2 separate regions of the Homo sapiens genome follow, and region 2 is linked to region 1. A link is an interaction called in ENCODE POLR2A ChIA-PET data of the cell type or tissue named here. Cell type or tissue: PC-3. All regions are shown on one strand. Links, peaks and the distances in the headings refer to the core of each region. The heading gives the core; the rest is flanking DNA. Region 1 overlaps PTPRK (protein tyrosine phosphatase receptor type K). Region 2 has its middle 38 kb from the start of THEMIS.

Region 1 (9,369 bases), core at 761-8,760:
TAATCATGCTGCTATAAAGACACACGGACACGTATGTTTATTGTGGCACTATTCACAATAGCAAAGACTTGGAACCAACCCAAATGTCCATCAATGATAGACTGGATTAAGAAAATGTGGCACATATACACCATTGAATACTATGCAGCTATAAAAAAGGATGAGTTCATGTCCTTTGTAGGGACATGGATGAAGCTAGAAACCATCATTCTGACTATCGCAAGGATAGAAAACCAAACACTGCATGTTCTCACTCATAGGTAGGAATTGAACAATGAGAACACTTGGACACAGGGTGGGGAACAGCACACACTGGGGCCTGTCCTGTCGCGGGGTCGGGGGAGTGGGGAGGGATAGCATTAGGAGAAATACCTAATGTAAATGATGAGTTAATGGGTGCAGCACACCAATATGGCACATGTATACATATGTAACAAACCTGCACTTTGTGCACATGTACCCTAGAACTTAAAGTATAATAAAAAAAGAAAAAAAAAGATGGACTTTATTTTGTATAACTATCAACTGTTTACAGAAAGCAGTGACACTTAATCTTTGCAAAGTCCTATACCCATTCTATGAAAAGCATCTATCCTCCTTCCTATGTAAAATTGAGTTTACAAGCCTTTGAAGCTCAAAACTAAACAACCTACTGAGATCCACTGTCCCCACATTATGAACCCGAATCTCCAAAACTCCATCAGACATACAGTCTAAGATGCAACATCTTCTGCTACAATCACCTCAAGATTGAACTCCAGACGAAAACGTGTAAGTGTCCTGGGCCAAGAGTCCTTTCATTTGAGATTCAGGAATGAAATGTCTAGGGTTATCTCCATTGAGTACACTCATGGACTTCCTAATAAGAAACATTCCAGTAAAGGATACATGGAAAATTAGTCAGTGCATAAGTCGCAATTTATCACTGTAATGTCTCAAAAGCACCTGAATAGTATGAATTTTACATGCTTTCTCCTCACTATCAAAATCAAACAGTTAGTTGTTCAGCAAGCAAAATGAAAACTCTTATAAAGTTATACTCCCCCTTTTCACCAAATACATACATACAGAGATAAGCGATGTGCCTTTTTATTATTAATGAACATATTTCATTGAATTTATTAATATGGTAAGAGTGAAAACAACAGAATCTACTAGACTAACAGCCCTAAAGGATCAAGACTCTGTTATGCAAGGTACAGATTTTTCCTCTTCAAAATATTTAAATTATACCTTTACAATATGATTAAAATGAATATTTGCCAATAGAATAGCAAGTCTAAATAATGACCCACCACTTCAAAGAAACAATAGGTTTTAAAATTATAACACTAAATTATTGTTGCTTTGTTGTTACTGCCTTAAATTTCCTGAAAGAACTGCATTCCTACAACACAGAATACAGGGTTTACTTGCTCTGCCTAGAATTTTTCCCTGACAAACTAAATTCCATCTTCCAGCACTTAAAAACCCTCACATTCTCTAAAATTCAGAAAACTACAAATATAAACCAGTGTTTTGCTAAGTCTATTATGGGCCTATGAAGACAACTTAGTAATTATTAAAAACATACTGTGAAAATACTATTGAGGGCATTTTAAAATTTACTATGCGTCTCATAATAAACTACTTTCCGGGATCTACAATTTCATGAATTAAATTTAAAATTATATCACAGCTCCTTGAGCAAATGATCTACAGAAGCAATCATCAGCATTCACACCCAGATTTAAAAACTCAGGTTGTTCCATTGATCACTATATAAATAAACTTAAAAGTATTTTTACTCTGTATCCAAACAAATGGTTTAGAAATGCCTCCAAAAAGTGACAAGTATGTTGTCTCAATATTTAATTTGTAGACCAGATTACAGGAGAGTACAAACTGAAATGGTGAAAGTCTGGCTAAAATTAATGTCTGTTTGAACCATTTTAGATTATCAAGAAAAAATTCAGAAGACAAATTTCTGGCCTCAGCTAACCAAAAAAACAATATAAATTAAAATGGCCTTTTTGGTGCTGGTGAGGTCTGATAACTAAAATCATTCAATAGAATCCTGTTTGAAAACACCTTATAATAATATAATTCAATTATAGGATAAGCAAGTTATGCTCCTGTTTCCAAAGAGAAGAAAAAAATAAATCTGTGCGATTGCAATATACCAAATGTTAGAATGAACACTTACCATGCATATTTCCTTATACTTCACTAGCACTGTACAACACACACTTTCATTTTAATCATAACATAACACTTATGATATAGGTATCATCCCTATTTTACAGATAAAGACACAAAGCTACAGTTACTGACTCACTTGACCAAGCTTACAGGAAATGAGAGAGAATGAGGATTTGAACTCAAAGGATTCTGACTCAAGCTCTTATGTTATAAACAATGCTGCAAATATTACTTATCTATGTTTGTTTACCTTTTTCTATGTGAAGCTGAGTGTTCAGAGCCCTGATATGTTAATCTATTTACATTTATTTGTTTGGCTCTGTTTTTGTTTATTTATCTATTTATAACCAACCGGCAAACTCCATAATGTTACATGGGAAGAGTAAAAGAAAGAGTTCAAGGGCCTGTGGCAAGATTTTCATTTGGGGTCTATTTGGCTCTAAAGAAAAAAGAGCTAATCAATTGCTAACTGAAGACAGTACAGTTTAGTTTTAATAATGGTTACAGTAATGAGAGGTTAAAAGGGTCAAAACACTGAACCAGGTGTTAAAGTTCTTAATGTTCGTATTTGGGAATATACATTAGACTACTCAACTCTATTTGAAGTTATACAGGGGATAAATATGGTTCCATTGAGTAGAGGTTCTAATACTTGTTTGAATGTTCTAAAATTAGTTGGTTGTTTTCACTCATAAAATCAGAAGGCTGGACAAAATACTTTCTAAGGTCCCTTTCAGTATTAATATTTCATAAAACTAAAAGGCAAACTGTACTTGATGAATTATGTCTGACTCATAAGGTTCTTTCAAAATTTAATGTCTTATTTTTCTTTGCCACATGATATATTTTTTGCCTTTTGTTTTTTGGCAAGTCATAACCCAACCATGCCTTTTAAATGGGGGTAATATATAAACCTTGCCTACTTTATAGACTTTTCCTATCAGTATGATGATATATGTAAACTTTAAAAAAAATTTTAAGTATGCACATAAGGTAACATTAACTATTTAATTAAATATTAAGTGATTCACTATTAAAATCATGTTAAAATAGGATGTCTTAACTATAAATGCCAATATACTAAATTATTCAACAACAAGAGCATAAGATTCTACTTGAGGCAACACATATAAAGTTTTATGGTATCTGTAAGTAATTTAAATACAAATTTCTTTATTTGTCTACTAATAGCATTTACCAGGCTATTTTATTTAAGAAAGCAGAAATATTGTCTTTGACCACAGAACAGAAGTTCAAAGAAAAAATCATTCTTTTCTCATTATCCTTTTCTACTGCAGATGTTTTGTATTTGTTTATTTAGATTCTGCCTCCATTCTAGAAAAGACTAAAGGAAGCTGAAAGGATATATTAACCACAAGAAAATTCCAGAAGTGTAAAACTGGACAGAAAGAAGAAAGAAAAATGGGAATAAAGCCATCAATTAGAGCCAGAAATAAAGCTCAAACATGTTTACCATAAACATTTATATATTTCTTATTAGAGAGCCATAAACTGGCTTTAAGCTTTCTGGCAATAAATGCAGCAAGCAGCTCCCAGTGTAATGTGATTCAGTAAAACAATTCCATTGGGAGGTAAACTGATTCTTCCTTGTGCCAGTCTCTGTAGATCTGGCTTGATTTGGGGATAGATTTTTAGAAAATGAAGAAACATAGAAGGAGTTGCGTATCTTTCAAATAATGTTCCCCAAATATTATTTCTCTAAGTTGTGGGCACCGATGAGTTCAAGACTATTCCCTGAAAAAGTATACAGCATAAAATTACTCAACAGTGGCATTTAAATTTTTTTCCATGTGTCTCAACAAACCCTAAATTTTAAGAAACTGTGTATATGAGATATATATACTCTTCCAAAAATTGAGGATTTGATCTTTAAAAAGACTTGACCATGTCCCAAAGGGCCTCCCCACTTTGTAGCATGCAATACCACAGGAGCACTAGCTTAGAAAAGTTTTTCTAAATCTCTAACTGAAAGACAATGAGTGACCTCTGCCTGAAGAATCTACTCCTTATAGCTTGGCACAACAGTGTCAGTCTGAAAGAAAAAAAAAAAAGTCTCACTAACATGAAAACAGCTGTCTACTCAAGTTCATATAGAAAGTAATTCAATAAAACAAACATTGAACGTTTAACTTGGAGCTAAGCTTATAAAAACTACCTATTAAGTATAAACCAAGGTAATTTGCAGAACGGGTCTTTTAAATAAAAGTCAGTCATAGTACATTGAACCAAATAAAATAACATTACTTGTACAAGTAGTTATCAATTCATGCTGCTGTTAGATTGAGATAAAATACGAAACTGTCATAAGAAAATGATTGTCTTTTGTCCTTTATTAGGGAACAGGCATGCAAGAGCTCTGTCAAAACACTGAGAATTAAGTTAAAGAGAAGAGAGGTCAGAAAATAATCATATGTTACTCTAATGCAATATGTGACCTGTTCTCCCAAAACAATATTCCTGCTGACCCTGACTCTCGAAACAGTAATACAGAGGCAGATTCTGAAAGGAGATCAATACCTGGGGTGGGAAGTCCATGTTGAGCTTTCATCTCCTGGCCAAAGAAGTGAAGGTTGGGGAAAGGACGCATATTAATTTATGTGAGGTTAGACTAACATTTTAACATGATTTATGAATCGACCTCAGCAAATGGCTTAGGTTTGAATAGCTGTCTTGAATTAATTCTAGTCTTCTAGTCCAAACAAAGAATATCCTAAGGTATGGAGAAAATTTGCAGAAGTACCTGGCCCATCTGAGGTACTTAAAACTGTTTGTTGAATGAGGGGCTGAATAATCTAATTTGCTATTTGCTAATACTGACAAAAATGGGCATGATATGAGAACATGAGAACAAATACAGTCCAAATATTTTTTAAATGGAATAAATTGAGTTTGTTTTAAAAGAAAAAACCTACAAATCAGTGTTTCCAAATTATTGGTGAAATTCTATTGACATTTTAAATGAATACTTTCTGGCTCTTTTCCCAAAAAAGCTAGTAGTACCATAAAAATAGGTAAAGGAAACAATGCAGGTGTTTTTGTGTTTTTTATTTATTTATTTATTTATTTATTTATTTATTTATTTATTTATTTATTTGAGACGGAGTCTCGCACTGTAGCCTGGGCTGGAGTGCAATGGCGTGATCTTAGCTTCTTGCAACCTCCGCTTCCTGGGTTCATGCGATTCTCCTGCCTCAGCCTCCCAAGTAGCTGGGATTACAGGTGCACACCACCACGCCCAGGTAATTTTTTGTATTTTTAGTAGAGACAGTGTTTCACTCTGTTTGCCAGACTGGTCTTGAAATCCCGACTTTGTGATCTGCCCACCTTGGCCTCCCAAAGTGCTGGGATTACAGGCGTGAGCCACTGCACCTGGCCAGGTCTTAATATGTCTACATTTCAATAAAGCATTTGAAAGAATCTCTCACCCTCCACTTATGGGCAAGGTGCAGAAATGAGAGCTGGATAATAACAAAGTAATGTCACTTTATGACTAGTCTAACCTCTATACTGGAAAAAAATTGACTAATGCATTGTTATCAACCAGAAAGATGCCATCCTGCACAAGGCCACTGGGCTTGGTCTTTAGATTTAGTCTACTTATTATTTAATATTATTATCAAACACTTGAAAGATAACATAACTAACTAATACTTCTCAAACACACAAGACTATAAAAAACATCGAATGCACTGTCTGAAAAACTTACTATAAAAAATTCTTAACAGGCTATGATAATGAGACACATCCAATAAGATAAAATGTATTAGAGACAATGTTCAAGTTCGGTTCAAATACCAACCTCCTCATTTCAGGTCAGTGCTCTTGTTACACTCCAACACATTCAGACATCAAAAGAGAGATGATTTTTAATCAGTAATAACAGTCCAGGATGGGGTCCTGAGCAAAGAGGCCAGGGATGGGGGTAGAATCCAGACTGGTTTGATCTGGTCTTTAGTTCACAAAGTGCTGTGTGTTTAGCTTTCCTACTCAGTCATTAATCACTCTGAGATACAGCCTAAGCACTTATGTAGAGGCTCAGACTGTGAGCCATTAGAAGTTGACTGTAACAGAGCTGGAAATCATACAAATCCCTGGGAGAACAAGTCCCCCAAATTTCTACTGAGGTTAAATTAAAAAAAAAAAAAAAGATGTCTGGAAAAATTGTTTAGCATGTATGCCTGTTCTGTGAATGTGTTACAGCTTGATTCTAATTAACAACAACAAAAAATTAACATAAGTCAGCCCCTAGATTAAGAGAAGTTTAAAAAAATATTGATTTGTGATGTTTAAGAAAATGGAAAAACAACAGGCACTCCAGCATTAGATACCTTTAATTAAAAACACAAAATAACTGGACTCATTCCCCAATGAATGGCTTTCCTCAGCTAACTGCAGAATTGCTTATCAGGTAAATCTGTTATGGCAGCAGCTACTTCAACAGGGATCAATGAAGTTGGAAGCCAAGTAGACATATACTCCAGACGTTAACCAAAGAGCCGTTCTTTTTTCCCTTTTTTAACGTGAAGCCACTGGAAGAAAACACTCTTACCAAGTGTCTTTTGAAGCATTATTTCAGAAAGTTAGGCTTAATGGGGAATGCAAATAATGTATCCCCAAAGTGAAGATTAAAATATTATCTATTTTAATTTTGACAAAAGTAGCCATACAATTTTTGCTACATGTTTACCTCCAAAATTTTAATGTACTGAGTGGAAGAAAGTATTCGTGGATCACAGCTAACGCCCTTATTATTAACAACTCCTCACATTCCATCCCAAGCCATTTCCCATCTCAATGACAGCATATTTATAAATAATAGTTGCCATCAGCCTGGAAAAGCCTATCATCAGGCAGTAAAGTCTTTGTTAATCACTGACTTACTAGAACAGACCCATTGGACATGCATGTGTGTATATGAATTGTGTTAAGGGTTTTTGATGTTTTCCTTTATTAGCATCAATTTTTTAAATTCATGCATGTATGAATAATATCAACAGAAACAAAATTAACCTCTTCCCCATCTCCTAAATCTGAAAACACAGCTTGAGTTAAACTACTCTATTTCCTTATCAAACTTAATATCTCCTCCTCCAGCTCTCAACTCAAAACTCCAGGACAGCACTCATCAAGCTTCTTGGTAACCAGGTATCCTACGCCAGACTCTCCTCAGGACCTGTAAAGTTAGGGACAGAGTTCTGCATACTCATCCCTGGGAGGCTGGCACTTAACACAATAATGAGCTCCTAGTAGCTTCTCAATGTCAGTGAATACATTTTAAAATACTGTTCCTATATGATCTCAGTAGCAAGAAAATTATCACTATCCTTCTCCTCCTTGTGACTATCCTATCAGGAAAGTTTATCAAAGAAAATACTATTATCTAATAACACAGAAGCTTCAAAGGTAACTTGCATGATGCTTTCAGAAAGCAACTTAACAATACAGCCCATTGGCCATACTTTCTGTGTTCAAAAGGCACCTTTGGGAAATTAAGTTTATGGAAATAATATAAAATGTGTTTTTAAAGATATATATAAAATTTAAGAGAAAAAGTATGGAATCATTAGGAGAATAACTTGGTCAACTATAATAATTTCTTAAGCATATGTTCCAGGCTTTGAAAATTATGTTCACAAAAACAATATCAAAATAAAGTGGGAAAACATATTCAATTAAAACATTTAAATTTTCAAACAGAATATGTTAGAGCACACACAGTATGTGAAACATATATTTAGAAAAATCTGGAAAATGCTAATAAATTAATTGTAGTTATGTTAGATGTTTGGGACTTCGAATATTTTTAAAGTCTATTTTTATACTTTTTGTAGCATATTCTTTGAGTAATTATTTTTAAAAAAATAACTTCCCAGTTAATCGAATCAAACTTTTTAGGAAAAAAAAATCTAGGTGATAGTGATTTCTTATTTTGACCCTTTAAGAAGATTATAGAAGAGAAAGAAATCTGTATTTGCAAACATTGGGTCATATTATAGCACAAAGCAGTAACTATTTCTCTACATCAGTACAGAAAGGCAGTTTGATATCCTGCTGACCCCTGTAACATGATCCACTCTGCTGAACCCTGCAGAGCAGGTCAGGAATCAAAGGGCAGGCCAAGACCAAGCAGGCAAGGCCAGTATCTGAGAACAGGGCCAGCCAGATGTGGACTTCTCCAAATAAAGCGAAGGCAGGAGGTGCTGATTGAGCTTTAGGGTCTAATGGTAAAGAAAACAATTTTTAGGTTTCACTTATCCAAAAATGATCTGTATCTTACGCATATTTTAGGAAGAATATAATTATCCTTCCCGCACTCCTTTTTCTCCCCTCAAATATTCCTCCAAATGAATGTGAAAGGGGCAAAGGCTGAAGGAAGAGAGTTCAGGAGCCAACCAGGGAGTTTAAGTTGATAAGTTAGTTTTCCCATTGTTTCACTTTTATCACCCTATTCTCTGTCTTAGAAACCTCCAAGAACACCCCTATGCCTGGCACTCAGTAGTCTAGAATCAGGGACTGTATACATATTTTGTTACTTTCCATAAATCCTTCCCTGGAAGCAGAACTGTACCTCGGTGATTAGAGAACTTCCTATCTTCCTGGAGCCCCCTGTGCCTAGGAATTAAAACCCCCTATCTCTGCACTTACCATCCCACCAATTCCAAACCCACTCTACATCCCTCTCTCTTGGAATCCTAATAGAAGGCAGAGAGGTGCAAGCCAGTGGCCATATACTTATACACAAACTCAAGTTTCTTTCAACTTCCATGAATCCCTATCAGAATTAATCTATCTTTACGTATTTAGCTGAAATAGGAGTTCATGAGCAGCTGCAGTTTTTGACATGTTCAACAGCTAAAAGAAATTAAAGGGAAGGTAAAGAGAGAAAAGCAACATGGACTCATTGAGAGAAAAAAAAAGAAGGAAGTGATAGCATAAGATTAGCAAAGAACTGATTCTCTAGCTTTTCTTTTCTGCTGCCTGGTTTATTTGTGTTTTTCCCCAGTGAATCCATATGCTACGGTGGGGGAAACACTACTAAAGCATCTTAGGACTATACATGGCTGTTGACTGAAAAGAGTGAAGCTCCCTCCCTAAAGGAGACAACTCTTCAGGGTGTTTGCTTTTGTAGAAAAGGCAATGCAGCTAATCCACATCAAACTCTGCAAA
Region 2 (9,369 bases), core at 991-8,990, 340 kb before region 1:
AAGCAAGGCCATTGTCTCATTTACCCAGATTCTAATGTCATAATTATGACTAAGTTACGCTTTTTTTTAAACTGAAAGAAGTAGTCACTTTCCACAGTTAAAGAAAAACTCTAATTGTTGTCTGTTGTATTATTAAACATGATATGAAAAAACATGAAGATTAGAATCTAGAGATATTTGGAGGTGGCAAATGGGGTTCGCTGAGTTATTCTTGTTTGTCAATCTTGAAGCCCTTACTATCTGGAGAGCAAAAAGAGGTGATGAACCCTGCTGTTTGTTTGCTTATCTTTGAGATATTATGCATCTCTAAACAGGAGCTACAGAATTCTCTAAACAGGAGCTACAGAGGCCCAGTTCATGAGTGGATGTCTCATGAGACTCCCCAGAAAGGGTCTAGGCCCCTCTTGCTGTTTGGGTGGTTCAACCAAGGTCAAGAATGCCACATTCAAATCATCACTTAAAGAAGCAAAGAAATGAGCTTAAGTTAGAAACAAGATACCTCTATCTGAAGGGAAGTATAATCAGCAAAAGAGAAACACAATAAGATCAGAAGTAGAAAAGCAGAATGTGGTAACCAAGTGAAGCTCGAGGTAACCCCAGCAGTGAGGGTGTGGTGAAGCAGAGGGATCATGATTTTTGTTTCCGGGCAAATAAGAAAGAACACCCAAAACCAGATCCCGGCAAAGAGTTAGTATCTGTTTGCTTTCGGTTATACTTCGCCTTCTAGAAGCCTGTGAAGATCATCTCCACATCATCCCCATAAGATTTTAAAGGGGCAACTGTGGTCCAAAACTTTGATACCCTAGGAATGGAAGGGGTTCTGGAGACAAACTTAGTATTTTACTTCCTTTCTCAGAAAGCCCCATGGCTCATTTCATAAATTATAAACTTGGCATTATATATTTAATTGTAATTTCTTCCTCGGCCTATGTAAAGTTCAATCTGAAACAATTTCAGAGTGTTTCATTTTAATGACTGAAATGTGTATTCAATTCCTATAAAAATCCAAAGCTCCATTCCAAATGTAGTTGACATTCTCCAGCACATCATTTAAATTTCTCTTAGTAATTTTGTGCCTTCTGTGAGACAGTGATATTACATTGCCTCAAGGCATTTTGCATATTTTGTTGATTTTAACATTTAAAGTCCTGGTGCTTTCTACACTCTCATTATGCCCCTGTTCATGTCCCAAATTTCCCTCCACTCCTCACTAGGAAGCAGTGAGAAGGTTTAAATAATTTGTGTGATTTTTAAAAAGCAATTTCTCTGGGATGGGGACAATTGAGAGTCTGAGATGGAAGTATTGATGAAGATATCAGAATTCAGGGAAACTTGTTCTGGTTATGATGGCTATGAGGAAAAATAATGGGATCATTCTACCTATGATGTAGATGTCCTAAAAATAAAATGGAAGCCGAAGACTACAATCACTTTAAGCATTTAGGGAAAGGAAAAAATTAAAGATTAAACTTTCACAGGTAAACCCTGTTGAGTGGAGAATAAATATTTGGATGAAAACAGCTAACAAGAATATGCTAATTTGACCCAAAGGCAGTGCCAAGAGCCATTATGTCTATCAAATTTTTCTAGAGAGTTCTATTCCAATGTATTAGTCTGAAAAGCAAGGCCCTAGCTCATGTCTGCTTATTACTTATATATATTTTACTTTATATATTTTATATTATAATATCTAGACTATGACTATAATTATCTGGTCTATAATATGTAGGCTATGTTTCTAAATAGTATGTAGAGGGGAGACATTATGAGTGGGTTCAAATCCTATCCCATCTTCAATAAATAAAATATTTATCTAACTTAAGAAGTCGTAGTGAGAATGAAATGGATAATACATTTACACTCCATAAGATGCAGTGTTAAATAAATGCTAGTCATTATTAATGATTATTACCACTGGCCAGTAGAAGTCATACAGTTCGGGTAACAATGCTAGTCATTTTTATATATTATTAATAAGCCATTTAAACCACCCTCAAGTGTAATCATTACCATTTCTATAAAAAAAATTGAGCTTCAGAGAGTCAAATTACTTTTCCATTGCCACCTAGCAAATAACTGATAAAGTCAGATTTAACTCATATCTGGTTCATTCCAAACCTCATTCTCTTTCAACTATGTCATTGCTTCTTCAAAAACAATGCAATTTAACATAAACAGAAAATAGCACACATATTCACCTTATTAGGGTGGGCAAATTTGGTAAGTAAAAATAAAAAATTGTTGTCTGGGTGCAGTGGCTCACGTCTGTAATCCCAGCACTTTGGGAGGCCAAGGCAGGTGGATCACTTGAGGTCAGGAGTTCGAGACCAGCCTGGCCAACTTGGTGAGACCCCATTTCTATTAAAAATACAAAGCAGCTGGACATGGTGGCACATGCCTGTAGTCCCAGTTTCTTGGGAAGCTGAGGCAGGAGAATGGCTTGAACCCAGGAGGCGGAGGTTGCAGTGAGCTGAGACCGTGCCATTGCACTCCAGCCTGAGCAACAGAGCAAGACTCTGTCTCAAAAACAAAATAAAACAAAGTAAAATAAAAATTGTTCATTGTTTATACGAAATTCAAATTTAACTAGATATATTTATTTGGAAACTCTACATCTCAAAATACTTTTAGCTGTTAAACCTAGATGCTTTTTGGCTAACTATTGAAAATCAGGGATCTCACTTTTTGGTATGTATGTCTTCATTTGTTAGATGAAATTTAGTTAAGGGAGGGATCTTGTTCTTTATTAGACATCTCCCACCCATAGACTCACAGACTAATACCCAGACAGGTCAAAAGTGCTCCTTGTAGACTCTGCTTTATTCATGTTTGTGTCTCCCAACACTATATGTAACATATATGGGCACCCAAAAAATGCCCATGGCATGAAAACAGCCATCAAGTGTTCTTAGGAGTACTTGAGCAGGGAAGATTTGTGTGGCAAGAAAACATTTAGCACATGGTGTGTGCAGCAAATATGAAGCAACAAGAGCTTTGCGTAGCTCTTTGGCGACTTAGAAGTTAACACTTTTCTTTCCTCTACAACCAGAATAAACTTCAAATTCATCTATCCAAGCCCCATGTAATTATGTTTACTACTATTTTATTGAGTTACAGCTCAAAACAGAGAGAAGAGACTGATACTATTATATCTGGAATGTTAAATACTATGAATTGGTTCAAAACTCTGTTGTAGCAGAAATCATCATCAACATCACCACCACCACCATCGTCATCATCATCAGTATCATGTTACAACTAGTTGCTCACTGCATCATCTTTTGAATTCCATTCAGTGAGAAAATTATAAAATAAGAAAACCTTTTGGAAAAGGCAAAGGAAGCCCTGCTTAAGGTTTTGTCACAGGGAAGAGCAATCGAGTCTCTAAAATAAAATTACCACAAGAAACAGAAGCAGTGGTTTGGCTTGGAGGAAAAGAAAAGAAAATAGATTTTGATTTGTGAATTGGAAAAACTGGAACAAGAGCTGACCAAGAGCAGACTCGCATTCCGGGAGAGTAAATGCACCTAAAGAGCTGTACCCCTCACAGCCCTGGCCAGTTTTTGCATGGAGTTCTTTGACAGACTGTCTCTGGAGGGGTGGGCTTATCCCTTCTCGTGATGCTGGAAATATCTGCACTAGCAGCCATCAGAATAGTGGAAATTGATTAATCCAACCAGACTCTCTGAACTTGACCATCAGCACTGCTAATTATTTACTATGAGCAATTCTTCTGCTTTCTATGATCTTACACAATTTACTTAGCATCTCTGTGTCCCTATTTTCTCATCTGTAAAATGGGGTTAATAATGATTCCTATGTCATGTCTGTTGCACAAGCTAAGGTACTCAAATACTCACTGTTACTATCACCTATTTTTCACTGTACACAACATATTATGCAATGACAGTGCTTTAGTATTATAATTTTACAAATGCTTTAGCCTTTTGAGCCTAAAACAGTTTTGGCCTTGAACTTCCCTGATTCCACACTGAGGAAGTGGGAGGGGATTTCTCTCTTTAAAGACCCATCTCTCCTGGGCTGTAGGAGAAAAGCCTTCCCTCTGTTTCTGACACCAATTCTCAGGCCTAGTGACCTAGAAAGTGCCAGAGCGCCTCAGAAACTGACAGTGTGGTGGGTGCAGGTCATTTCCCAACTTCAGAATATGCACTTGGGTGTTAGTACCAGCTCTGAGATCTGGGGGTGCACAGGATGGCTACATAAAAAGATTCCTGGGCACATAAAGAGAGTTCTTGACGAGGGTAGGCACCTGCTAGACCATTAAGCTTTAATCACATCCCCATGTGTAATAGATACTCCTCACCCAATGATGCAGGCACAGAAAAATAAATAGTAGCATTAAATATTTATTCCATAAGGAGCAGAGTTACTTTTTTATGAAGGGCAAAAAAAGGAGTATTGCCAAGGTCAAGAGAGGAGAACAATATATAATTCTCCTATGGACCACTGATAATGAATGTCTCCTATATGTAACATTTTGATCAAGGAAAAAAGGACAAAACCCCTACAAGTTCTTTTGCAGTACCAGATCCTTTTTTTTTCTTAAATTGTGAATCCTATAGATTATTTTATGTTTTAGCATAGCATGTTTTAAATTTTCAGCAACTGCTAATTATGGTTAGAGACAGGAACTTAGAATAGCAATGTGTGATATTTGACTTTTTAAAGAAATATAGAAGATATCTTTACCCTTTGAGTAGATTTTATTTGTTTAAATTCCAAAGTATTTGGAAAAATGTAAAACTAGAAAAACAAAAAAATCCTATATCTGTTCATTATTTCCTTCCTCCTGATGAGTCATCTTGTTTTCATTTTGCTGACTCACTATTTCTGTGAGTGTTGTGATCCTAAGGCAACTAACTCTCATGTTTTTTGGGGTTTTGCTTTTTTTTTTTTTTTTTTTTAACCCCACAGCCTCCTGGTTAAAGCACATTTACAGCTGTTTATTTTCTTCTTTTCCCCCATCAGCTCTCAACACAAATACAGTAGTTACAATTCATAAAATTACAGTATGCTCTTCTCTTTTCAACACTTTCAGAAATACATTTAGTGATATGTTTGTGGATGGCAAAACAATGTCAACGTATTTATCCATCTGCCTTTCTACTAAATCGTAGATGGACTCAGAGTGTTTGATGTATACTGTGGATTATAAGTGCGGTCCTTAACTCTTCTGAGAATGGGTTATACCGAAAGCTGTAAGTATGAATTCATCATACTTTATTTAGAGTGGGAAATCTACACATCTCAGAATACCTTAATTCTATATTGATTCTACTTTAGAGGAAATATAATCTTTGGAGATTATTATGGCTAGAATTTTTTCTCTAAAAAACAAAGCAAACAAGATCATAGTAACCTCTTTCTTTCAGAAAAGCCATTGTAAGTTGTCCTAGGAAAAAATAAATAAAAGCTCATCAAATAAGACTTCCGTGTTCACTTCTGTCACATACACAAGCTGTGTGATAGCTTAGCTTAGGGCAAACCAGTTCTTCCACTCAGAAAAACTAGAATCGTCTGGATTAAATAAATAAGTAACATACTTTTTGAAGGCTCTGGAGAATTACTAAGACACATAGAACTTGAGGATCTGAGATACTGAAAAGAAGGAAAACAGATATTTCCTTCAGGGCATTTGCCAAATTTTAGAGCACAACGAGAGGCCAACTGGGAGGAGGCAGAGAACCTAAAACACTTTTGAAAAGATGAAAGTGCTAGAGAGACAAAATTTGGAGTTCAGGACTGCCCAGAACTAACACTTATAATTAACAGATTTCATTTTGCTGACTCACTATTTCTGTGAGTGTTGTGATCCTAAGGCAACTAACTCTCATGTTTTTTGGGTTTTGGTTTTTTTGTTTTTTGTTTTTTGTTTTTAACCCCATAGCCTCCTGGTTAAAGCACATTTACAGCTGTTTATTTTCTTCTTAAAAACAGATAAGTTTTTAATTGTATTGACTGCTTTTTCCACACCACAATGGCTAAACTGAAAAAGACACAATACCAAGTATTGTTGAGTGCGCAGGGTGATTAAAATTCATATGCTGCTCAGGGGTGTTTGAAGTATTACAGCCACTTTGCAAATCTGTTTGGCCCTCATTATTTACTAATGGCAAACATGTATATTCCACACCTAGGTATATACTCAGCGTAACCTTTAGCAGAAACGACTACATATGCTTATGAAAAGACATGTACTCTAGTGCATAGCAATATTATTATTATTTTTTTTTTTTTTGAGATGGAGTCTCGCTCTGTCGCCCAGGCTGGAGTGCAGTGGCGTGCTCTCGGCTCACTGCAAGCTCCGCCTCCTGGGTTCATGCCATTCTCCTGCCTCAGCTTCCCGAGTAGCTGGGACTACAAGGGCCTGCCACCACGCCCTGCTAATTTTTTGAGCAATACTATTCTTAATAGACAAAAAACAAGAAATGGTCCAAATGTTCATCACAATAGAATGGACAAATTACATTATATTTATCCAATGAAATCCTATGCAGTAATGAGGAGGAATGAACTACTTCAAGATGCAATAGCACAGCTTACCTTCACCAAAATTATGTTGATTGAAAGTAGCCAACAAAAAAGGAATTTCTCTTATTTGATTTTATTTATATAAAGCTCAAAACAGGCAAAAGTAAGCTATGCTGTTAGAAATTAGGATAATAGTTACCTTGGAGAGGGTAATGACTAGAAGTGCTCATGAATGAAGTTCTGGGATTTTTACCAACATTCTACTTTTTCATCAGGTTGCTCGTTACATGTTTTTTTTTTTTTTTTTTTCTCTCTTCATGAAAATTTATTGACCTATACATTTATGATTTCTAAATATCTGTATGTAAACTATACTTTAATTAATAATTACTTTACAACTAAGATCTTGCCCCTGTAGTTTAATGGGTTTTACCTCCAGAAACCTTATCGGGTTTCTACAGTGAAGAGCCAAAAAATATCCCATCCTGGTTCTGATATGGGGAGGAAGAAATGTAACCATTAGAAATACACTTAGGGTATTCTTTTTAACAAAGACATACTCCCCACCAAGGGGAAAGACTTTCCCAGAGCCTTATCCCAGTTAAGAGGAAGGGAATTTATCTGACTTTAGCTCCTTCTAGTCTTCTTGTTCCACATCAGTGGAAAAGAAGAAAGCCAGGAAACATTTGTGAAGGTCAAAGCCCAGGGACACAGTCTGAAAAACTGAGATTTAATCATAAGATTATAGTCCACCTCCCCTCGCTCACACCTTACTGCCACACCAACAGAACTTCAGTATGATCACAAGAGATTACAGAACAAAGAGCTGCAATGTGCGGCTCCTATCTAAGGAAGCGTTCTTAGGGAGGCTCAGAAACAATAGAAATATAAAAACAAGGACACGGGAGGAATCTAAAGGTGTGGCACCTACAACTATAGCAAACATTAAACACAGCTCGACTCCTAGCCAGATTAACAGAGAGCCTCACATTAAAGTCCTATTTCCCTCAGTTTCTATTACTTCATATTTGACTTTCAACAAAATATCACAAAGCATGCTAAGAAGCAAGAAAATTATGTTATGTATTGTTATGTTATGTGTTAACTTATGTATATAGTATAAACCATCTGAAAAACTGAATTAATTTACCCAACTTAAGATAATTTTTCTTCATTCAGTATAAGGCTTAGTTACCTGTTTGAGTTACAAATAGTACTTAACTTTTGAAGGCTGTACTACTGAATTTAATGAACACATTTTCTGCTGACACGCTGAATAATATTCTCTACCTCCCATCTCTGCTCAAATGTCACCTCATCAGTGAGTTCTTCCATCACTTAAAATAGCAGCACATCTCCAAACTTTTGACCTACCCTCCCTGCTTTATTTTTCTCCATAGCATGTGTCTTTGTCTGATATATTATATTCTTACATTATGGTTTACTAGTTGACTCTCTCCTCTAAAATATAAGCTTCAAGGAACTATCTCTTTAAATTCATTACTCCTCCCAAAGTTGTTACAACAGTTAAGTGTTTTGTAAATCTATGTTAACTAGATGAATTAATATATATGTATATTTATCAAAAGTTATGTTTGGTTAAATAAATGTACCATATTATATAATGGTAGCTAACACTGATTGAATTCTTACTATGTTGTAAAAACTGTGCTAAACAGCTATGGGTTTTGCATGGATTACTTCGTTTAAGCTTCACAACAACCATAGGTACTACTGCTGTTCCTTTTTTAAAAAATGAGAAGATTAAAGAAAAAGGTTAAATTAGCCAATGTCCTCCACAGATAAACTGGACCTTTCTTGATTTTACATAATTTTGGCTAAATTACCAATACAATTATCAAAGTTATAAACTATAAATGGTAGGAACCCACTCATTCTAAAGCAGGGCCAATATACACATCTCTGTAAAACTTTTTGGAAGGTATATCAGTCTTACCATCTTTATTAGTCCGTTTCCACACTGCTGATAAAGACATACCCTAGACTGGGAAATTTACAAAAGAAAGAGGGTTAGTGGACTTACAGTTCCATGTGGCTGGGGAGGCCTCATGATCACGGTGGAAGCCAAGGAGGAGCAAAAGTCACATCTTACATGGATGGAAACAGGCAAAGAGAGAGAGCTTGTGGAGGGAAACTCCCCTTTTTAAAACTATCAGATCTCGTGAGACTCATCACTATCACAAGAACAGCATGGAAAACACTTGACCCCATGATTCAATTACCTCCCACCTGGCCCCTCCCTTAACAAGTGGGAATTCAAGATGAGATTTAGGTGGGGACACAGCCAAACCATATCACCATCATCAGAAAAATACCTGCATCCAAAGTATATAAAGGGAAGACTAGGAATTTGGAAAGTAAAGAGCTATGTTGTCTTTTCAGGTAGTGATTAGTAGATTGGTAAAGAGGACTGTGGCTTTTGCCTTTTCTCATCTTCCCTATTCCTTCCCCCAACCCCCTTCCAAGGATTATGCTGCCCAAGAGAACAATCCAGAGAAGACCCATCTTTCTCCTATACTTGCTGAGCTTCAGAAACTCACAGACAAGCTCTAGCTCACTGCACCAAGATGAAGTGCTGTGAGAGAATTCTCAGTAGCTTCACTGGTGTCCTCTGAAGTTTGGGAGCATGCATGACCGTAGAATGAGATATCTGCCTCCCACTGCATAATGCTAGAGTTAAACTGATAGCTGAAGCGGCCCCTGATGGCAGAACTTGAAGACAGGGAGCCATACTTGGCTACCACTTTCAACAATTTGCCATGACAGAGCCAGGATTAATCCATTTTGAAGGCCTCTGTTTATTAAGGTGGACTGCTGGGTCAATGGAAGGTCAGCAGGTAGAGACCATGGGAAAAA

What was found. Peaks named below come from ENCODE experiments on the same cell type or tissue, not always from the same donor. Only the 100,000 strongest peaks of a DNase experiment are listed, where the experiment ranks them.
Region 2: POLR2A ChIA-PET joins it to region 1 with 15 read pairs; 2 of 35 experiments call an interaction of 5 or more read pairs at or near these places.

What each region holds. Positions count from the first base shown.
Region 1 is chr6:128,272,879-128,282,247 of GRCh38, forward strand. The region is part of intron 3 of PTPRK (protein tyrosine phosphatase receptor type K); the gene reads right to left. Among named protein-coding and RNA genes, the nearest start is that of PTPRK, 240 kb to the right of the region's middle. In PC-3, for the core only: no CTCF peak of the experiment used is centred there; no DNase peak of the experiment used is centred there; H3K4me3 peaks cover 409 bases; H3K27ac peaks cover 1,206 bases.
Region 2 is chr6:127,934,061-127,943,429 of GRCh38, forward strand. No RefSeq gene overlaps it. Among named protein-coding and RNA genes, the nearest start is that of THEMIS, 38 kb to the left of the region's middle. RefSeq lists a silencer at 4,751-4,951. In PC-3, for the core only: no CTCF peak of the experiment used is centred there; a DNase peak (open chromatin) is centred at 5,521; H3K4me3 peaks cover 1,197 bases; H3K27ac peaks cover 1,924 bases.